2 separate regions of the Homo sapiens genome follow, and region 2 is linked to region 1. The links are chromatin contacts, found by Hi-C or POLR2A ChIA-PET in ENCODE. All regions are on one chromosome and are shown on one strand. Each heading gives the region's core, a stretch centred on a gene start or an enhancer-like site at or near the end of the contact. The rest is flanking DNA. Distances are from core to core; before and after follow the strand shown.

Evidence for each region. Hi-C counts contacts between places; a loop is a spot of excess contacts on that map. ChIA-PET counts read pairs that join two places held with the same protein, here RNA polymerase II (POLR2A). Pooled maps may share reads with other maps.
Region 2: a loop to region 1 is called in a map with no recorded cell type, with 4 times the contacts of the local background. The contact joins the enhancer-like site here to the promoter of GYG1 in region 1. A Hi-C loop is called at or near these places in 1 of 37 single-sample maps with no recorded cell type and 6 of 50 pooled maps. POLR2A ChIA-PET finds 5 or more read pairs at or near these places in 1 of 52 experiments (WTC11).

What each region holds. Positions count from the first base shown.
Region 1 is chr3:148,987,773-148,994,029 of GRCh38, forward strand. GYG1 (glycogenin 1) reads left to right here and starts at 3,768. Exons shown (of 8, transcript NM_004130.4): 1 at 3,768-3,875. The coding sequence starts at 3,869. RefSeq lists silencers at 3,407-4,456, 4,490-4,784.
Region 2 is chr3:149,243,480-149,249,978 of GRCh38, forward strand. It overlaps the pseudogene CPHL1P. Among named protein-coding and RNA genes, the nearest start is that of CP, 25 kb to the left of the region's middle. Within about 2 kb of position 4,097, at least 4 of the 41 ENCODE cell types and tissues checked have a DNase peak (open chromatin) inside an H3K27ac peak, as active enhancers do.

The DNA.
Region 1 (6,257 bases), core at 2,518-5,017:
ACAAAGTCTCACCCTGTCACCCAGGCTGGAGAGCAGTGGCGCAATCTTGCCTCACTGCAACCCCTCCCGTGTTCAAGCGATTCTCCTGCTTCAGCCTCCTGAGTAACTGGGATTATAGGTGTGTGCCACTATGCCCGGCTAATTTTTGTATTTTTAGTAGAGATGGTGTTTCGCCATGTTAGCCAGGCTGGTCTTGAACTCCTGACCTCAGGTGATCTGCCTGCCTCAGCCTCCCAAAGTGCTGCAATAGAGACGTGAGCCACTGCACCTGGCCAAGAAATGAAATATTGATACGTTTCACAACATGGAAGAACTTTGAAAACATTATGCTAAATGAAAGAAACCAGTTACACAAGACAACATATAGGTAAATCTCAATAGACAAATGTTTAGACAGAAAGTAGATTAGTAGTTGCCCAGGACTGAGGGAAAGAAGAAGAGAGTAAGGAGTGACTGCTAATGGGTACAGATTTCTTTTGGGTTGATGAAATTGTTCTAAACTTAGATTGTGGTAATAGTTGTACAACTCTGTGAATACACTAAAAACCATTTAGGTATACACTTTAATTCAGCACAAGTGGCTGAATTTTACACAATGTGAGTTATGTAACAATAAGGATTAAAAAAAAAAGCTATGTAACCAGCCATCAGGCTACTGCAACTTTTGGAGTTTGGGACTCTAGCTTTCAAGTGAAGAACGGACTACTTTGGGCCTCCAAGGATATTATTTCTTGAAACCAAACTTTTGCTTGATATTGTGATTACCGACAACAATCCCAGGTACAGATTGTGTATGTTATCAATTAAGGGCAAAATTTTAAGTTAGTTGACTAGTTAGTTCCTGTGTCTGGCCAGATGTGGTATATGTATTTCACAAACTTTCCGTGGGAACCATTTGATTCTCAGGCGAGTAGGTTGCCCTCTGCTCCGGAATATATTTCCAGGTCAGTTGCCCCCACCATCAATTAGTGTGTGTGCTCAAAAGAATGCAAACTGATTTCAGCATTATCTTAAACAAAACTTAATTAGGAAGGTAAGTATCCTGCCAAAAAAATTACATAATGCATTACAAAGCCAATTTAAAATGAATTTTGGACCATTCCGAATATATGAATTCAGCATAGGTTTAAATGGTTAATAGTCATGCCTACTGATGTAGGGTATAACTTATCTTTTTTAACTTAAATCTTTCTTTTAGGATTCTGTAATTTTACTAGTTCAAGTTTCACAAGAAAAAAAATAACAAGCTAAAATCTGAAACATTTGCCTCACTATACCATGTTTATCCACTACCTCTAAGGCCTTACAATCCAAAATGTTTGAACACCTCACTATTCAAAGTGTGGGTCCATAGCCTGGGGATCACCTGGGAGACCCACCCCCAAACTACTGAGTCAGAATCCGCATTTTAATAAGATCCTTGGGCAATCTGTGTGCGCATTAAAGTTTGAGAGGTCTTGCTCTCACACCAGACTGAAGCTCACTGCAGGGCAGCCTCAGGAAAAGTAGGCAGTGGGGTCATTATGATCTATATTAAGACAATGAAGAAGAACAGATTGTAGCAACCTCAAAATGTCCCTATTTGATTCAAAGTGGTAAAAGCTGTAAACTTTCTATTTGTGTAAATATACATGAAGCTCAGGAAGGGAAGCTGTGGTAACCGTTCCTTTTACTTAAACGTCCTGGGAGTTGCAGCAGAGAGGAGCTTGTTCTAAGGGAAGCTTTTCTGTTTTTCCCAGTTGTCCCCAGTTCTACCTCCTGGCTTTGCCCTTTCAGCCCCATCACCACATCCCTGGCTAAGTCCAGCCTGAGATAGTAGGCTGCAAGAAGTAGATGGTTAAGGGTCAGCTGATGGCAGGAGGGTTCTGGGTGAAAGATGGAAATCTCACTCTTCCAAGTTCACCTCTCAGTCTGCAAAAGAGCAATCAGACTGAGAAGTACCTCTCTTTGTTTTCCCTCTCCCCACTTAAGATACAAAAGTGTAGCCTTTGTGTTCCTTAAAGAGCTCCAACTCTTCTATGTCTATATCTTTTGAATAAGTGGAAACCCATCTATTGCCCTTTCCACTTTTCTGTTTCCTACAACGGAAGCACATAATGCCAAGTAACTGGGAGGGCCTCCCATGTGATCAGCGGTCTCTAGGCCATGGTCAAGACTAGGAAGGACTCAAGAGAGGCTCCTGGAAGGTGATATTTAAAATACTGATTTTAAGGTTCTACCCTTAAGATTCTTTTTGTTTTGTAACCTGTTTTTCTTCAAATAATATATTTTGAACAGCTTTTTATATTAAAAATATATAATGATTATGCCTACAGAGTATTTCATTACCTCAAGAGTATATGACGCGACTTCAAAAAGTCCATAGAATATACATATTATAAAAAAAAAATGCATGGATTTCAAAATTATTTTGCACCAAAATAAACCTACCCTTAAGATTCTGATTCAGGAGGTCTGGGCTTAGGCCCAAAAATCTACGCTTTAACCAGTGCCCCCAAGTGATTCTGATGTAGGAGATCCACACCCACACACGAGGAAACAGTGATATAACTGGTTTGAGGACAGCAGTACCACCTTTGCAAATAAATCACTTATTCTTAAGCATCTGTTTTGCTTTTTGAACTGATGTCAACTTCCTGATTGGTTTCCAAATGGCTTTGCAGTACTCATTCAACATTTACCGAGCAATTTCAGTTTTCAGTTTGCAGAGAACTGAACTACCCGAGGCTTGTTCTGTGTTTGGACTGGGGATGGGGAGCAGAGAAGGATGTGATCACATTAAAGCTATTTCTCAACTTCCTAGAAAAATGACAAATTGACCATTTCAAGATTTGTGAAACAGGTTAGCATTGGCTAACCACAGTTACAATAATTTACTAACCTTTTTGGAGCCCCTGTGTACAAGAGGCACCAAGACTTTCTGGGTGGGAAGGTTGATTCTGTAACCAAACTGCCAGGGTTTAAATCCTACTTTCTCCATTTATATTATATGACTATAGAAAAGTTAGCACTTTGGGAGGCTAAGGCTGGCAGATCACTTGAGGCCAGGAGTTCCAGACCAGGCTGGCCAACATGGTGAAACTCTGTCTCTACTAAAAATACAAGAAAAAAAAGAAAAGAAAAGTTAATTTAACTTTTCTGAGCTCAGTTTCCTCCTCGTCTGTAAAATGAATATGTAACACCTCACTGAGTTCGTACAAGGATTAAATGAAGCACTTAAATGCCTAATTGATGCAGATGGCTCCAAGAATTTAACATTTACGAAATATTCACTATATTTTTTAGGTTAAGGGTACAAAACCATTGTGAGTACACTAAGGAATGATTATAGAGGCTGATCGAAATTCTGCAAAAAAAGCGTAAATTTTACGTTTCATTCAAGCAGTTCAGACTCACGATTTTAACTAGAGTAATCTGGGGTTTGTTTGCTTGTTTTTTAAGGTTCCCTAACCCTTGGCTTCTTGGGGAGTTTGATGCCGCACTCAGCCCCAAAGTCCCCCTTAACTCCCAGGTTTAGCGGCGACAGGGGGCGCGCGGTTGACAAGGGCAGGCGCCCCGGGGAAGTAGGAGCAGGGGCGCCGGTGAGCCGCAGCCGCAGCGGCAGCCTAGCCCCGAGGGAGGGAGGAGGAGCCGAGGGAGACGCGGGACCCGGAGCCCCGCGGGCCACCGCCCCTGCCGGCCGCGCAGCTGGGAGGATGCGGACGGCAGCGAGAGCGTGCGCGGCCACGTGACGGCCGCTATAAGAGCGCACGGGGCAGACGCTCGGTTCCCCGCCGTGCCTCCTCGCTGGCCGCGCTCCCTCCCGGTGCCGGCTTCTCTGAGTCACCAACCTGAGGCTGCCCCGGCCGCCTGCGCACCCGGCAGCACCATGACAGGTACCGCCGCGCAGCCCGCCGCCGCCAGCCCCGGGACCCCGGCTTCCTGCCCAGCCGCCGCCTCCCTTCTCCTCCGCCCTCAGCCCCGGAGTGTTCCCGGCAGGACGAAACCGCCGCAAAGTTGCTGGCTGGCCGCAGCCGGGCGTGTTTCTGCCTGCGTCAGCTGCCGCCCCGCCGCCCCCCAGAGTGCAGGGATGGGGCAGCCGGGCAGAGCCCGGGCCCTCGGCCGGAGCTCTCGTTCCTGCTTCCGTCTCCTCGTCCTTCCTCTTGCTCTCACGGCGAAGGGCCGGCGGGCGGAGCAGCTGCGGCGGGGCCGTGTGGGGGTGGGGAGCCGGTTCCCCTGGGGGTTCCAGGCGGGAGTCCGGGGCGCAGCGGCATCGTGGGGAGCTGCCCCGGCCTCTGGCGGCCCGGAACCCCAGGAAGCAGGGGCTCCGAGGCGGGGATACTGCGGCCTCCGCCCGGCTCCTCCGCCGCCCGCCCCGGCCCCGGCCGCCACGCTGAGCCTATTTTTAGGCCTTTGGGGCCGGGTTGCGGGAAGCCGGGAGTCGGACTAGCGTCCCCGGGCGCGAGCCCCGTCTGGTGGGAGGGCGCCGGCTTTGGCTTCACTTGTTGCGAGGCGTCCGGGCCACTCCACGAGTTAGCCCCAGCACTGGGAAGCTCCGAGTTAGCTGGTCCTTCCGTGTCATTGAGGCTAATAGCCAGGGTTATTACAGCAGTTGAACTGCCACAAAGATTGCAGGTGTAACCCAGAGTTCAGCCGTCTTTAGGAAGATTAAACTCCTACCCAGCTGTCATTGGTCTTTCTTGGTCATTTGTAATGTTGGCTAGTCTGGTGTTCTAACCTGTGTTCTATCCCTTATTTAATCTTGGAAATCATCCATATCCTTGCTTCCAGAAATCCTTGAATCCTGCTCACCTTATTACATTTTTCTCCATGATCGCCTGGAACCTGGACTTCATTTGAGTTAGATGATCATTCATTTTGCCTAGCTTAAGTATTTTTGGTACAGATTGACAGCGATGTTACCCATGTTATAATGGGCTGAAGATAATAGAAGCAAGTACAGGCGGATGTTGATGGGCCTGTCAAGGGACAGGTGCCACTGTTCAGAGCTTTCCTAGAGTGTGAGTGACTGGGAAGCTGGTGGCCCTTCGGGGGTGGGGAACTGGTCTTCCTACAACTTAGTAGTTGGCCTGCCGTGGGAGAGGGCCTAATAAAATGTGTGAAGATGGCTCTCAGGTCAGCAGCCGAGGGATGCGCTGGCCCACTAGGCAACCCACAACTTCCTCTCATGTCTCGGTGGAATTTCTACTGCTTCCAGCCTCCACCTTGGAAAACGGGCAAGGGAGAATGAGGGAAAGCCAGGTCAGAAAGAGAAGGACTTCATGACAAAATGTCCCAACTCGCTGGTTAAGCAACTGACTCCTACCAGAACTTGATCCGAAGTGTCCTATGCATTTGGATGCCCACCAACTTGCTAATGTTTCTTGGAGATGGAACATGGCCCAGAATTGTCCCAGGGAATGACTGGAGAAATCTTGAAGCCTGTGCTAGGGGTCTTGGGAGGGTGGGGACTGTTCAGCAGGAGGAAAAATCCATGTATTTACCTTCTCTTCTGGCAACTAAGTGATTATTGGAGATTGGGGTGCGTGTCTGTTGGTTTGGGCGGGGGGAGGGGGAGGGTGCAGGATGGACCTGCACCTTCTTCTCCAAAGAAAAGCAGGCAGTTGTTTAGGGCTTCTTGGGTGATCTCCAAATCTATTTATCAGTGATTGATAACTATTTAGATAGAAGCATCAAGGAGGGAAAGCCTCTTTGAGGAGCTGATACTTGAGGAGAGACTCAATGTTATTTTTCAGGGATATTGGGGCAGGGGAGCTTTTGCTCCACGTTGAGGAAACAGTTATGTATAAGATGCCTGGAGTTCGAGGCTGCAGTGAGCTATGATCACACCACTCCACTCCAGCCTGGGTGGCCGAGTGAGACCCTGTCTTAAAAAATACATACATACATACATTCCTGAGGCATGGCATAAACGTAAGCACCAGAATGAAGAATATGGACTCTGCTTTCAGACTGACTGAATTGAGTTTGACGGTTGGTTTTGTGCTTGTCTGAAAACACTGTCTACAGTACCTTGTAGAAGAAACAGCAAATGTACTACTTGATCTCTTCATTACCATCTGTTAGTTGCCTGGAGTTCAAACTCTTGGTATTAAGCTATTGTTTTGTCTGAGAATTTAGCGTGTCGGATTTAATTTCTATAGCTTAATCAACCTGTTGAAGGTTGCCATATGTGCCTGCTATGATCTTGAACCATTCTTGAAGTGGGCACTTGGGGTTTTCTCCCCAAAGGGCTACAGCTTGATTCATAGAGAAAG
Region 2 (6,499 bases), core at 2,847-5,346, 260 kb after region 1:
TTGTTACTGTGATTCTAGAGTGGGGGAGGTCATCTAGATGTAAATAGATGCACCTAGTCACAGTCAACCTATAAAATAATTTTGGTTGATGAGCATGAAGTTTTCAAAAGTTCTGCCTGTGAAGGTAATGTGATGGGGAAGTGTGGGTGGGGCCATGTTCACTTTGGTTTGCCCCAAGCCCCACCTCTGTCTGTGTTCATCCAAGCAAAATACTTAGAAAATTATGGTAGTAAGTTCCTCCTGAAATGACAGCTGATGTTCCTATTTTTACATTGTCTACATAGCTCTAGAAAGCATGAGAATTTGCTGTGCTTGCTAAATCAGTAGTCTGTGGCATATGGGCAAGGTCCAGCACACTGCCTCTGTTACTGCAGCCCATGAGCTAAGAATGGTTTTAAAATTTCTAAATAGTTGAAAAAAAATTTAATAATATTATTTCTTGACATGTTTTATGAGATACAAATTTCAGCATCCATAAATGAAGTTTTTGGCTCTCAGCCACTTTCATTTGTTTTCCTATTGTCTGTGACCACTTTCATTCTACAGTGGCAGAGTAGAGTATGGCTTATGATAGAGACCATGTGGCCTGCAAGCCTAACTTCTTTACTATCTGGCCCTTTGCAGAAAAAATTTGCTGACCCCTGGTCTACATGATCCATACCAGTTATATGTAGTTGAATTCTATAAACAGTGTGGAGCGAGGCCCTTTCATCTGTTTCATTTGTGCAGAGCAACCTGTGGGTTACCATTGGTGAGTCAGTGAGTGAATGTTACCGTGCATTTGGTTGCTGAGTTGAAAATTATCATTTTCCTTGTCCACTTTGTTTGGTTTTGAAGCATAGGTGTTGATACTGTCTTCGAAGTACCAGGATTCATTCTCATCAAATATCATGAAGTGGAGAACACGGTGAACTATGTTGGGGTTGATGTCTTTGCGGCATACAGAGAGAGGGCCTACCAGTCCACTGTGAAGGTCCTGAGGAGGCAAAGCAAGATCGTTCACTGTGGCCACAACTAACATTTTCCCCCACAAAATAAAAGAGGTAGAATCCGGTTTTAGTTTTTAATGAGGTCAAATCCTGAGTTTTTAATTATCAGGATTCTGAGAGTGAAGAACAAAATATTTGACATGCTCAATGTTTGATTGAAGAAAAATTGTAACCTCATTCATTAGAGTTGAAGTCTAAAGAGAACACCAAACCTCTGAAAGGGATTTTAGATACATTTTTCAGTGGATTTAGCTCTATTTTTGACATTTTAATAAAAAAAGAATTTTGGTTTTAATTAGAATTCCTGGCATTGAAGTTGGTTGGCAGGAAGTCTAAAGGAGTTAGTCCCTTCACCTTTGTGCTTTTGCCCCTGCAGCAGCTTTTAGTTGAGAGTCTTGGTTTGTTTGTCTTCATTTTGTTTTTGAATTAAATCTCTGTGTAGATTCTTGTTCCAGGCAGAGTGGGCCAAGATAAGAGTTCAAATAGAATACTTGCACTGTTTTTTTTTTTTTTTAGTGCAAATAAACTTGAACCCTATAGTTGAGGGTTTTAAATATAAACACACACACACATACACCCCCCTACACACACAATATGTATATATATATTTCTTATTAATCATAGAATTATACCATTCTTTATTTATGATTACTATTGTTACTATTATTATTATTTAGAGACCAAGTTTTGCTGTGTCACCTAGGCAATGGAGTGACCATAGCTCAGCATAATCTTGAACTCCTGGACTCAAGCAATCCTCCTACCTCAGCCTCCCGTAGCTAGGACTACAGGCATGTGCCACTGCGCCTGGCTAATTTTAAAATTTTTTGTATAGACATCAGCCACCACATCCAACTGAATTTTAAAATTCTTTAGTGTATGTTGTTTTCTGTAATTCGAATACTATTCAGTGGAACAAAGTATAGTCTATTATTGTATAATTAGATATATTTTTCAATTCACAGTGAGATTATGCAAAGAATTATAAGCCTAAGTAATCATGAGGTAATAGTTTATTTTGCTCTTGAAAAATGCAGACCAATGTAGGAATAAAAGCTGAACAGTAATTAAGTTACTTAATAGAAAGTTTACATGGAACTAAGGTTCTTAAGAGCAATGATAAATACCTTCTTCCTTCCGTTATAATTTCTGGGAGGAGATAGGATAAGAACTGTTATTTGATTTAAAATTTACCTTAGCCACAGATACAGTTGAATAGTAAAACCAAGGTATGCATTCAAAGTCCAGTGAGGTAGGACCAGTTCTATCAGGTATCTGCCAAGTATATATTTGAATCTCTCCTGAAATAGACAAATGAAGTGTATTTAAATAGAGCTTTTAAAATCAGACTTCTTTACGGAGAACCAGACAATGAGCAAACACTAAAGCTATAAAAATAGTAGGCAGCATAGTCCTAGCTTTCACTTCTGGTTTCACTTCTTGCTTTGTGATCTTAGTCAATGTGGCAATTACTCAATGTGACAAAGCCTTGAATCCCTGCTCTGAACATTCCAATGTGTGGATCACATGTACCTCCTCCCTGCCCTCAAGGCTGTGCATATTAGTCCTATTGGATCTTAATTCTATATTCTATATTGCAGTGAAGTTCTTTTGCTCCCTCCCCACCGTAATTCTGTATCTCCCACTTCCACAGATCCATGGGAGTTATAGTCCTATGACATTAACCAACCCCACCTCCAGCTCCCAAATCTGTAACAATCTACTTAGCACTAACCCTTGCCTTCCAGTACATCACACAATGCCTGGCATACAGCAGGTAGAGTACTCAGAAGTGTTTGTGGAATGCATGTAGTAGATCCTTTCTTAACTAATCAGAGCAGTGGACTGACTTGCAAACTCCCTTGATATGAGACTTAACAGACCACAGGACTGCTTTTAAAAACAAAAAGAAACATTTCGCCCACCATCAAAGTCTATTGTCAGTCCCTCTGCTTTACAAATCTTTTCTTTCTGAATTTGGCTTTCATTGATACTCTTAATTTCCAAAACTACTTGTTTTGGTGAGCAACTATAGTGGACATTCTGATGCCACCCCTAGATTCCCAATCAAGAATGAAGAACATTTCACTCCAGCAGGCGTCAGCCTCCTTTAGAGAGAGCCTTGGCTGAAGAAAGCTACCTTGCTCAAGATTGCATCTAATGACTGCTTCAGGGACATAACAGCCCAGCTCTCTCACTCCAGCTTAGGAAAGCTGAAGGTCACCCTATCTTCAGAACTGTGTTGGCTGTGACTTCTGTTGAGGCTGCATCTCTGCTTAACCTCACTCCCTGTCCAATCCTACTCATTTCTCATTCTTTCCATATTAGTTGATTCCAAGAGCACTATCTACACACAAATCCTCATATCACAGTCTGCTTACTGGGCATTTTTAAGTAAAATATATTAATGTTCTTCTGAGTTAATTATGTTGAATGGCATGCTGTATAGCAGTGATTCCATTCCACGGAAATGTTAATACATGGGGTCCATCATTTCCTCTTATTGGCTCAATCCTCCCCCACTTTCTCACATATTGCATCTTGTACTCAACTCCTACTTTAGCACTTTAGTTGGAGAGATTGTATATAGTATAAGAATACCTGGCAGCTGGACAGGTACAGCGGTGGGAGGGAGGGTGGACCTAGAGGAGAAATTCATACACTGGGGAGGTAGGCCCTGAAGACCAAACCTTCACTTCACAGTTTTGCTCATGGTGCCCCAGCCTGGAAGTAAACTTGACTTGCAGAAGGAACTCCCCCGCCAAATGCTTTCTTCAGGCTCATCTTACTAGTCCACTCGTCTCTCTCATCTGGAACTGCACCCATATATTTAAAAGAACATTAGCCTCGTAGTCCTGCATAAAAGCTTTGGGGATTATTTTTCTCCCAAAGTAGTTACCTGGCTGAGTTGGAACAACAGTGGAATTATTTGTTTTCACTCCATGAGCATGAATAGAATACGGTCTTGCGGCTTTATTTTTAAAGATAATTTGAATTATTTGACCAGGGTTGAGCAATATTAATGGACCTAGGGAATATAAAAAGAAATATGTCTGAGTAATTGTTATTTATTTTAAATTATGAGTCATCTCTCTTCTTATTTACACAGTGACTTATTCTTATCCTTTTACTTAACATGCAGCCAAATGAAATAAAAACATTTAACAAGTAGATCATTGCTGATTTATGAAACATGATTTTTGCCTGAAATTTTTAAATCATTTAGAATTTTATGAGTTTTTTTTTTTTTTTTTTTGCCAGAAAACTTATTTTAATGAACAACGGTTTATGCCTAGGAAAACATACAATTTAAAAATGAAACCCTTTCTTTTCTTTCTTGACCAATCTCAACTTTCAAGCCTTTTATTCCCTTGCTCCTTATTCTACTGGAGGATTGCAAGGAGCTGCAAGGCCTGTTTATTGACCCAAAGTGATTTTCTCTCTTACAGACTAAAAACCTTCATTTTACTCTCTCTCCCTTTCATCCTAAGCCAGAAACTACAGGTATAAAATTCATTTTAAATCTTCTTTCTATTTGGAAGCAGGTTGAATTAGTGGCTCTGAAAAATTCTGAAACACAGGTGGTTTTGAGATGAGATAAGCAGCAAGAACTTTCTGCAAACTTGTGCTACAATTACTAAAATTAGAGCCCTGAAGATGCCTGCTGGAGGCTAAATGCTAGCTAAAGACAGGGCCTCTTTGCTCCCTGTGACCATTTCACCTCCCCAAACAATATGCATGGTTTTTCTTTTTAATAAAGTGTTTTCCTTTTTGCGTAAATAATAATAGAACCTTGAGGGTCAGATTGCGTTATTTATCTTCATGCATTCAGCCACAATCCTAGAGAAAACAAACATCCTGTGGTTACTAAAGATAGGGGCCCACTCAAAAGCAGCAGCAACAGGATAGCACAGGCTTCCCTCCAGGGCTCACAAAGAGACAAGCTCTAGAGGCTGACGGAGAGCAAAAAAGAGCAAAAATTCCTCTTCATCAGCATGTAAATCCATCTCCTCAGGATCCCACATCATAAAATAACCTCTAATATACACATAGATATTAAGACTGAAACAGGAGTTGGGCGTGTGGAAATGTCGCATGTGGGCACCTGGGATGACTCAGAGGTTTCCTACTTGATCTATCAAGGGTGGAAGAAAGAGTTGTACTTTTCCTCACTCAGACAGAAGACACTTAAATTTACATAAAGAAGTTCCTTTCCTCACTATACTAGGGTCCCCTGGGCTTTGTTTTAATTGTATTGAAATGATCCCTGCACGCTACTTCTAAACTCCTTTCTAGAATTTTTTAATTCTGAGAGCAAGAATCCAGGTAATCTGAAACTGAGCACATTACTTTTCTACATTCTCCTTATTTTTTAGGAAACAACACTTGAATCATTTTTTCCCCCAATGAAAATGCCTATCAGCAAACAAACCAGAATTACAGGTACTTTCCTCTGTTGAAGTAGAGGTTGACAATGGCCTCCATGTGTACAACAATCTCTAATGGCTGAGGACAAGAAAAACTCGAAAACCAATCTTATGGCATACCAATACCTAGTATATCGAGATGTTTTTCACCTTCATTCCTTTTTGTTTGATTTGTGAACGTGTTATCATCATATTGACGATATAAGACTTTCTTGTATTTGGACCCAAGAAGTGTTCCACTTCTGTCCACATACATGCTCGTTTGGCTTTAAGAAAATAAAAACAAAAACAAAAAAACCCCACAAAGTTAGTTAATTTAACCATTAATTTAGACAAAGAACTCATATGGAAGAACTTCTTATATCTAGAAGCTGTTTTACCTAAAAATGTAAGTCATCTTTTTAAAAATATATATTAATTCTAGCAAGATAGGTAGATATTCATTCTACATTTCAAAGCTTATTTTCAGGATAAAATTTAGTTTTTATAAATAAATATACAGTAAGAGAGAAAACCAGAGAGAGAAATCAAATTGTACAAAAAGAGAAAAACAGGTGTCTTTAATTTGAAGTTCTCAGAAGAATAGAGGTAGAAGAAAATGAAGACAAAAGAAACACCTGACTGTAGATACTGAATGTAGCTGAAGTTATGTCACTATTCCTGTGGTGAGATCAGACAGTAACATATGTCCAGGAAGGATGCAAGAAGTGAAAACTCAGGCAGGAAGAAATAAAGCCCATAAGTAAGTTATATAGATATTTAGAAAGATTTGAAGCCCTTTGCAATTGAATATGTCACACACACACACACACACAAATTTTGAAGTGATTTATAATGGAGAATATCCTAAACACACAAATACCACATCCACATATCCATTATGCACACGTACACCATAACAAACACAAATAAATATACCACACACACCCACCATACCAAACACAAATAAATACAACACACACACAGACACAGACACACACAGAGAGACTGAAAGGAAAGAGAGGAAGACTCAGAAAGAACCCTTAGAACCCTTCCCATTTAGAGACTGGAGCTATCATGGTACTTCTCTCTTCGTAAGTGGTG